2 separate regions of the Homo sapiens genome follow, and region 1 is linked to region 2. Evidence: chromatin loops called from intact Hi-C (ENCODE). Cell type or tissue: CD4-positive, alpha-beta T cell. All regions are shown on one strand. Region 1 overlaps NRF1 (nuclear respiratory factor 1). Region 2 holds the start of SMKR1 (small lysine rich protein 1).

Region 1 (5,000 bases), 130 kb before region 2:
TCTGGCTTCCCCAGGCCACGTTGGAAGAATTGTCTTGGGCCACACATAAAATACACTAACACTAACGATAGCTGATGAGCTTAGAAAAAAAAAAACAAAAAATAAAATCACAAAAAAATCTCATAATGTTTTAAGAAAGTTTATGAATTTGTGTTGGGCTACATTCAAAGGCATCCTGGGCCGCATGCAGCTTGTGGGCTGCGGGTTGGATAAGCTTGTCTTAAAGGATGAAATAGATTTATGTGTATTGACACACAAAAAAATCCATAAAATGATGGAAATTGAAAACAACAGGTTATAAAATCTGCTAGAATGAGTGTGGTCTCATTTTTTTAAGTGTAAATAAATATGGTTGTGGACAAACAAAATAATTTCAAAAGATATACTAAAACTATTAAGAATACTTTTTATCTATGCAAAATAGAATTATGGATTATAAAAACTTTATTTCTGCTTTATAGATTTATTTCTCCCTTCAAAATAATAAGACTGTGATTACTTTTATAACCATTGTTATGTCCAGGTTTGAGAAAGAAAAGACAAACAGCATAAGCTCTTCTTCTTTTTACCAAATGAAATACCAGAGGCCTCCAAACTCATGAAATCAGGGACACATACAGACTTTCCAAGCTGCCCAGTGTCCTCTGGGAGCCATTTTCTTCCTTGCTTTTTTGCAGGGGTTTCCAATGAATCTTCTTCTTCTTTTTTTTTTTTTTCAGCAGAGCCTTTTCTTTAAGCAGAATCCTGTACAGAACCTCAAAATGTAAGGTAACAGTGGAATTTCTTCTATTGAAGGGTATGGGAATGCAGAGAGTTAAAGCCATTCATCCTCCTCACCACTCAGAACTCCAGAGCACAAGTGGAAACATGGTGATTAATCCAAGTATTTCACTGTACAGTTGGGAAACTGAGGACCAAGGATTACTCTCCTGTTAAGCCCTGTCTTATTGACTGGTCTGTGGGTCATTTTACTTACTAGGCATTATAGACACAGTAACTGGGGCCTGCAAGCTTTTCAAATACATACTGAAAGTTTAAGAGAAACTGAAAACACACAAATTGGCTCCAATAACTGTCAAAAAGACAAAGAAACATAATGGTTCTTGAAGTTCAATATGATTCAAGCACTCCAAACACCCTGGCAGCTTTGCAAATGAATACGTTTTTCTATTGTCTAAGGTTTATGTTTAGCCATACGTATCTATCGAAGCAACACAAACTAGAATCAGCTATTGAGAAAAGACAAGTGGAAGAAAAGCAGCAGCAGAGGGATAGTTTTCGAAACTGAAAAGAGACAGAAAAGATACATTGATCAAATTCCCCAAACACCCCAATGGCTTAGTGAGCATAATCTAACAAGATAAATGTTCACAGGCATAAACATATCATTCTAAACTTTGTTCTAAAAAAACCCATTGAAAAGCCAGGTGCAGTGGCTGACGCCTGTAATCCCAGCACTTTGGGAGGCCAAGGTAGGCAGATCACCTGAGGTCAGCAGTTTGAGGTCAGGAGTTTGAGACCAGCCTGGCCAACATGGTGAGACCCCATCTCTACTAAAAATACAAAAATTAGTCGGGTGTGGGGCACACACCTGTAATCCCAGCTATTTGAGAGGCTGAGACACAAGAATCGCTTGAACCCAGGAGATGGAGGTTGCAGTGAGCCGAGATCACACCACTGTACTCCAGCCTGGGCAACACAGTGAGACTCTGTTTTGAAAAAAAAGGAAAAAAACCCACAATCCATTGAACAAAAACAGGATGATGGAGACTTGTGTCATCATCACAGAGAAAGTAAAAAGATTCAGAAACACTGGCTCACAGTAAATTTAGTCTGGAAAAAAAAGTATCACATGACAAGCAACATATGCACAATGTGAACAAAGACCACTCCTGTACTTAGCCCTGGGCACTCCACTTTTAAAGATACGAGAAAAAGCCCGTTACATTTCACTGGGACTATGAAAATGCTTAATTAATGAATAGTTAGAAAAATAAGAGGTGTTTAAATCTAAAGAAGGACTTTAGGAATCTCTCTCATAAAATATTAAAAGACCATTATGAGGAAGAGGAATTAGATTAAGTCTGTGACCCTAATAAAAAAAAAAGGTAGGAAATTATGGCAAAATTCTGGTCAACAGATCATTTTTCTAACGGGGTGTATAGACAGAGTGGCTGGAAGCAGTGAGTTCTCCCATCACTAGATGTCCTCTTGCAAAACCTAGACAACCACTTGGGGGCACTGGAGACGTGGGCCTTGCATGCATCCTGACTTAAACGAGCAGGCAGAAAGAAAGGTAACAAAAAAAGATTCCACCCCAGGAGAGTCTGAACCCTGCGGTCCAAAAGTGTTTATTAGGAAGACTGTCTTAGGTCATTTGGATACATACCCCAGATAAGATTGGATACAGTCCTTGCCCTTCTCCTGGGAGAACAGAATCTATTGATATTCTGCTGCAGCTGGGGGTATGTACAAATGCACATACAAACAGAATTATACAAACAGTATGAAGCTAGCCTTAAGCAAAGGCTCGGTCCTCTTTAAAGAACTGTAACACTCCCAAAGGTGGTGTGCTTAAAAAACAAACAAACAAACAAAAACTGTAACAGTAGAAGCTGAAAAGCTCTCCCAGAGAAAGGTAGGAAAAAAACCAAAACTCTTCTGCTATCATAGTCTTAAAACATTTTATACAGTTGCCCTATAATTAACAAATTACAAAGGAAAGCAAGTTTTATTAACGTATTGTTTCCCTTTTCCCATCTCTGAAGATTATATTCTATATAGTCAAATTAATGCTCCAACAATACCTTACTTAATGCTACAATCTCAACCATCCCCAACCGCCTAGAGACCCTGAGAAAGGACTTGGACTTGTTTTATTTTGCCTTTTAAATTTATACACTATTCCAACAAATGCAGTCCTCTGATTTCTGAGGACAAAGCAGAACTGGTAAAGCAAGATAAAGAGAGTAAAAACACATGGAAAAGGAAAAAAATAGATAAAGAAAAGAGAAAGCAAACAAGAACAAGCGAAGTACAACCAGCTGGTATTATTTATGTAGGGACAACCAGCCCCACAGACCTCAATTACTTGTAATCCTATCACAGGGCAAGCAGTCCATCAATATACCTGAGTAAGGTGTTTTTGAAAAACACACGAGCAACCTGAAAATATATACATCAGCCACTTTGGAAGCCTGTTTGGCAATTTCTTACAAAACTAAACATAGTCTTACCATAGGATCCAACAACTGCACTCCTTGGTATTTACTCAAATATGCTGAAACTTATGTCCACACAAAAACCAGCACACAAATAAATATTCACAGCAGTTTTATTCACAATTGCTAAAACTTGAACACAACCAAGATGTTACTCAGTATGTGAATGATAAACAACTTGTGGTACATCCATACAGTGAAATATTATTCAGCATTAAAAAGAAATGAGTTATCAAGCCATGAAAAGTTATCAAGCCATTAAATACATATTGCTTAGTGACAGAAGCCAATCTGAAAAGGCTACATTTGTATGATTCCAACCATAGGACATTTTTGGAAAAGGCAAAACTATGGAGACAGTAAAAAAAAATAGTTGTCAGGGGTTAGAGAAAGGAGGGAAGACAGGAGCACCAGGAGACTTCTGGATTAGTGAAACCATTCTGAATGATTATATATTTGTCAAAATCCACAGACTGCACAAACACACAGAATGAACTTGAATGTAAACTATGGACTTCTGTTAATATTGGTTCATCAACTGTAACAAATCTACCACACAACAGCAAGATATTAATAAAGGAAATGGGTAGGAGAGAATATGGTAACTCTCCATACTCTCCACTCAATTTTTCTGTAAAGCTAAAACTGCTCTAAAAAATAAAGTGTGTGTGTGTGTGTGTGTGTGTATATATATATATATATATCTTTTTTTTTTTTTAAATACAGATGTAAAAAAACAATATTCCCTTAAAAAATCACGGTCAAAGTGGGGTACAGGGATTTTCAGGCATGGTCAGGAGCTCCACCAATCTAAATCACCACAGCCTGCCGTTATATAATGCTGAATACTTTCACAGATTTATAGTTTATATATTATAAATTTGTTACACATATAGTTTATATATATTTATTCTTAAAGTACAGTTTTATATATATATACACATACACACACACACACATCACTTATAGTTAATAAGTATGGTTATCTAGTGCTGAATACATCTGAACATAAAGGGTGAGCAGTGGTGGGAAAAGACTGAGAAGTCAGGAGGGTTGGTCAGCTGCATCCACTGAAGATTCCATGTTGCTGGTGGAAGTCTCCCCCTCCTGCCACTGGTGAGAAAAATGGCTCAGACTGTTGCTTCTTCACTTTAAAAAGTTTGGTGGAGCTCTTGTTTGCCAACAGTAGCCTATGGTGGCACTTGTCTTAAATTGTGTATCATGCTTTTCCTGCTCCCTCCCTGCAGTGGCATAGCATGTTAATAAAGATCTAACTAAAAAGTGCACAAGGGTTCAAAGGCACCTAGAACAAAAGAAGTCACAACACAGTTCAGTAATCAGTGCTTTCCACAGTGACATCAAGTTGCCAAGAAAAGATAAAATTATAAGCACACCACAGTATTCTGGCTTAATGAGCACAGAAATACTTGTAGGCTTTTTATTTTCCTTTTTCCCATAAAAAATGGTTAAAACCAAAACAGTATTTAACGTTTAAAAAGATAAGCATCACCTATCTGGAAAATTTGTTTACTAGAAAAATCTCATATAAATTTAAAAGCATGTTCAGTAATACAGCCTCTTTCCAGATGCCACTTCTATGGTGTTTGCATATTAAGAAATAGACTATCAATATCTGGTATAGGTAGTAAATTTACCAAGTATGTCTGATATATAATGCTCATTCATTTTCTTTCCCCCTTTTCAACTAAGAATCAATTAAAATGGGATTACAGGCTTTATGTAGCTGTTTTGCAATTTTATGTAATCCTTAAAACTGGG
Region 2 (5,000 bases):
CTGGGCGACAAGAGTGAAACTCTGTCTCAAAAAAAAAAAAGAGAAAAAGAGAAAAAGAAAGACCTCCCTGACACCATGTCTATATTCTGTCTGTAACTGGAGTGACCATATAATTTATTGCCCAAATCAAGATACTTCAACAAATATAAACAAACATAAACTGAGACTGTCCCAGGCTAGGGACAGGGGGAAGTACAGTGGTCTGTCTTTAACAGTCTCCCAGCAACCCCAGTAGAGTCACTGTCCATCTCCTTCCCCGCACCACTTTTCACTAGTTAATAGTAATTGTTGTTTATGTTTATTGTTTGTTTCCCTCACCAGAGATTCTGTCTATAAATTTACCACTGAATTCCCCAGCCTACACCAATATCTGCCACACTGCAAGGATGCATAAATATCTGCTGAGTGAATGAATACATCACAACTGAGATGCAATGCAATAACAGGATTTAGAAAGCAAATGTGGATTTCTGCTTTTCTGAATTTTAAGATGCCTCCTTCATTCATTCAACAAGTATTTAACAAAAATCTACTGTGTCCCAGGCCCTGTATTAGATGGGGAGCAAAGGAGATCTCACGATGCTTACAGTCCAGTGAGGTCTGAGGAAGACACTAGTCACCTAATCACAAATGCATTTACTCACGACCCATGCTGTGAAGAAAGGGCCCTATTGGCCAGGCATGGTGGTTCACACCTGTAATCCCGGCACTCTGGGAGGCCGAGGCAGGTGGATCACTTGCACCCAGTTTGAGACCAGTCTGGGAAAGATGGCAAAATCCGGTCTCTACAAAAATTTAAAAAATTAGCTGGGCTCAGTGGCACACACCTGTAGTCCCCAGTACTCAGGCTGCTGAGGTGGGAGGACCCCTTGAGCCCAGGAATTCAAGGCCAAAGTGAGCTATGTATGATGCCATCGCACTCCAGCCTGGGCAACAAAGCAAAACCCTATCTCTAAAAAAAAAAAAACAAAAACAAAGAAATTAATAAAGAAAGACCCTATAATGCCTATAACACATGGAATTATAATAGCACAAGATGGGCAAGGGCTGACCTCATCTGGGCCATCAAAGGAAGGGCTCCCTAAGCGTGGCCTGTGGGCCGAGAGTAGGGAATTCCAAGACCAACAGCCTATGCAAAGTCTCTGAAGCCGGAGAGAAGGTGCACAAAGAGACGGAAACCCAAAAAAGGCCAACATGGCCAGCCCACAGGCAGCCAAGGGGGCCAGTGAGAGCAGCTAAGGAAGGAAAGGTAGGCAAGGTTCCGCTCTGGCTTGCAGGCTCTGTGCACTAATGTGTTTGACCCTCATTCAAGGAGCATGAATTAACTGGCATTTGCTTCAATGGCTATGTACAGCATTCTGCCTCAGTTCCCTGGGCCCTGAAAGAAATGGCAGTTGGCTGGGCACAGTGGCTCACACCTGTAATCCCAGCAATTTGAGAGGCCAAGGCGGGCGGATCCCTTGAGCCCAGGCGTTTGAGACCAGCCTGGGCAACATGGCGAAACCCTGTCTCTACTAAAAATACAGAGATTAGCCAGGCATGGTGATGCCTGCCTACGGTCCGAGCTACTTGGGAGGCTGAGGCGGGAGGATCACTTGAGCCTCAGAGATGGAGGCTGCAGTCAGCTGTGATCACACCACTGTACTCCAGCCTGTGTGACAAAGTAAGACCCTGTCAAAAAAAAAAAAAAAAAAGGTAATAGCTCTTTACCTTTAATAGCTCATGGAATGACTCTCAAACCAAGAAATTTTTACTTAATCCTTTTACACGAAACAAACTGGAAAGAACACAGAAACTTAATGATTTCTACACTAGAGTCTAATGAGGAATAAGGCTTTCCAAGGAAAAACAGGCAAAGCACCAGAGGTGAGGTGCAAAGGGCTGTGGGCGCTGAAGGAGCGATGGGGAAGCAGGAGGCAGGGTCCTTCTGATCCAAGCCTCAAAGAAAACGGATCAAGACAGGGAAGGCGCAAGGGGCTTCCAGAAGAACGCGGGTTTAGTGTGGGATGCAGGGTTTTTGTTCGTTTTGTTTGTTGTTGTTTAGCAGAGAAGATATGGCAGAGAAAGCTCGAGGTTGAGGCCCCTTTAGCAAGGGCTCTGTGCGCCCAGCTCAAGCGTGCAGTACTTAGTTTAGCAGACAATGATGCCTCCCTGAGGACTTGGGGCAGGGGCTGGAAGGTCACAGCCCTTCTGGAAAGAGCAGCGAGGGTTGGAAGGAGGTCGTAAGTGACTGGATGAGGGCTGAGAACAGGAATGCTGTTGACAGCAAGGTGGTGGTACCAGGCTCACTCTCTGCTTCCTGAGTCTGCAGAGCAGTGGAGAATCCCGCGCGGGCACCCAGGGTGGCTACGGCAGCTAACAGCTCGGACCCGTCACTGTGGGCATGGCCTGGCGCCCTGACGTGCCACACCACGGTGCCACCCTCCCTTTATTTTCCACATCAACCGTCTGGGTGTGGGGGCTGCTCAACAGGACCACGACCTAAAACCTGGAAAGACGGCTGGCCTGACTCCGCGGCTGCTGCGCCCCCAGCAGGCGCGGACCGCCGGGCACCCCTTGTCCCTCCATCTTTTCGCCACGCGTTGAGGTCGACCCCAGGGAGAGGCGGTGACCTCGGCGCCCGCGCCTCTCCGGGACAGCCTGGGGCTCCACGGCGCGCGCCCTGGCCCCGGGTACTTTAGGGAGACGGGGATTACCATGGCGATTCTCAGCCGAGCAGGCAGGCGTGGTGGACTCTCCCGATCCCGAAGCCCTTAGCATCCACCGGGGCCGCTGCCCCCAGCGCCCGTTCCCCTAGCACCCCCGGCCCCTTCTCGGCCCTCCTCAGGGAACCGCCACGGGCCCAGCCTCACTACGCCTCCCCGCCACGCCTCGCTGGGAGGAGCGCGGCCGGCTCGGGAGGCAGCCAGCCGCGGAGCCGCCTGGACGCGAGGCACCTGCTTGCCCCACGCGGCACCTAGGCCGCCGCAGCTGTGGGCGCTGGGCCGGCGTGCGCCTCGGGGGCGGGGCCGCGCGCACAATCACCGGGCGTGGGGCAGGGCCTCGCCGTGGTTACCGTTGCCAGGGCAAAGCGGCAGCGCGCGGAGGGTGAGCGGAGCGGGGTTCCGGGCTTGCGCGCGCGGGATGGGCCGTCACCTAGTACGAGGCCGACCGCGGCCTCCAGCGCCCGGAAACCCAGTTCGGCGCTTTAGCGTCTGGGTTTGGGCTGCCGGAGCGGCGGGCGCGGGGCGAGGGGGCGGGCGCGGGGCGAGGGGGCGGGCGCGGGGCGAGGGGGCGGGCGCGGGCGGCGCTCCCACTGGGGTGGCACTGGGGTGAGAGCGCAGGCTAGGCCCGCTCACTCGGCCAACCTGGGAGAGATCATCGGAGAAGCTCTTTTGGGAAACGAGCATAAGGACTGTGACGGTGAAGGGAGAATATCATGGGAAATGTTTGCAAAAGAGCCGGATAAAGAGAGTAAGGGCCCGAGAGACTAAAGGGGTGGGGAGGGAGTTCATGTGCAGGTAGGATTGGGCGAGAAAGGTACAGTAGGTACAGTTTTGCCTCCAACCTTGCCAGTTCCAGCCTCCCTCCCTGCAGGTGAAGTCTACACTTCGGGTGGTACGACTCATTCTTTTTTATGACTGGTCATTCCTTTTTTTTTTTTTTGAGACCGAGTCTCTCTCTGTCGCCCAGGTTGGAGTGCAGTGGCGCCATCTCGGTTCACTGCAACCTCCGCCTCCCAAGTTTAAACCATTCTCCTGCCTCAGCCTCTTGAGTAGCTGGGATTACAGATGCGTACCACTATGCCCGGCTAATTTTTGTATTTTTAGTAGAGATGGGGTTTCGCCATGTTGGTCACGCTGGTCTCGAACTTCTGACCTCAGGTGATCTGCCCGCCTCAGCCTCCCAAAGTGCTGGGATTACAGACGTGAGCCACTGCCCGGCCTATCATTCCTTTTTATTCAACAGTTATTGAGCATCTGCCACGTGCCTGACACTCTTCCAGGCCCTGGAAATTGAGCTCTGAATGAGGCAAAGTCCTTGTTCTTTTAAGGGGTGATTTGGGGGAGGTGGTCGTGGCTGAAATGGAGGGCCTGGCAGACATTAAAAGTGATAGGGACAGTATGGCATATTGCATTAAATTGATGTGACCACTGGGTGCTCTTTTAGATTGGTGACTGGGGAAGGCCTCTCTGAGGAGGTGACGTTAAAACAGATCTGGATGACAAGGAGCAGTCAATTATGCCAAAATTAGGGACAGGGGGAGGAGGCTAGACCAAGAAGCAGGAGTAGGGTCCTGGAAGGCTCTGCAAGGATGTGGTGTTTTGTTTGCTTTCTCTTGAAAGACAAACTGGCTTCCAAAGAGGACTGTTTATGTTCTAGGTTCTCTTACATATGCTTTCCCTAATCCTTCATTAACAGAGCAAACCCAACTTCCAGCTACTTTTAATATGTCTGTGAGTTTTTCTTATGAGTCCATATGCCCTGGATATGGCAAATTCTCCTGCCCTCCACCTGCACTTTCTTCTCTTCTTGCGCCTGTCTTCATCCCTGGATGGGGCTGGCCCACCCCAGCCGCTTACACTTCTCTGGGTTATCTCAGCTCTCCCAAGGTTACCCCTATGGGATCACTCCCAAATCTGTTCCAGCCCTGCTTTTCCTGAGCTCCAGATCAGAGATCCAGAGCCCTGCTACAAGGTTGTTTTGTTTTCTTTCTTTTCTTTTCTTTTCTTTTTCTTTTCTTTTCTTTTTTTTTTTTTTTTGAGATGGAGTCTTGCTCTGTTGCCCAGGCTGGAGTGCAATGGCACGATCACTGCTCACTGCAACCTCTGCCCCTTGGGTTCAAGCAATTCTCCTGCCTCAGCCTCCCAAGTAGCTGGGATTACAAAGCATGCGCTATCACGCCCGGCTAATTTTTGTATTTTTAGTAGAGACAGGGGCCAGGCTGGTCTTGAACTCCTGACCTCAGGTGATCCGCCTGCCTCGGCCTCCCACTGGGATTACAGGCGTGAGCCACTGCT

What was found. Peaks named below come from ENCODE experiments on the same cell type or tissue, not always from the same donor. Only the 100,000 strongest peaks of a DNase experiment are listed, where the experiment ranks them.
Region 1: a loop joins it to region 2, with 2.9 times the contacts of the local background. A loop is called at or near these places in 28 of 110 quality-filtered maps.

Annotation. Positions count from the first base shown.
Region 1 is chr7:129,632,969-129,637,968 of GRCh38, reverse strand. All of the region lies in intron 1 of NRF1 (nuclear respiratory factor 1), which reads right to left. Among named protein-coding and RNA genes, the nearest start is that of NRF1, 24 kb to the right of the region's middle. In CD4-positive, alpha-beta T cell, CTCF peaks have their summits at 2,042 and 2,242 (motif pointing right); a DNase peak (open chromatin) is centred at 2,248.
Region 2 is chr7:129,500,524-129,505,523 of GRCh38, reverse strand. It overlaps SMKR1 (small lysine rich protein 1), which reads right to left and starts at 2,993. Exons shown (of 2, transcript NM_001195243.2): 1 at 2,697-2,993. The coding sequence starts at 2,699. RefSeq lists silencers at 2,845-3,184, 3,245-3,294. In CD4-positive, alpha-beta T cell, no CTCF peak of the experiment used is centred here; a DNase peak (open chromatin) is centred at 3,073; H3K4me3 peaks cover 1,328 bases.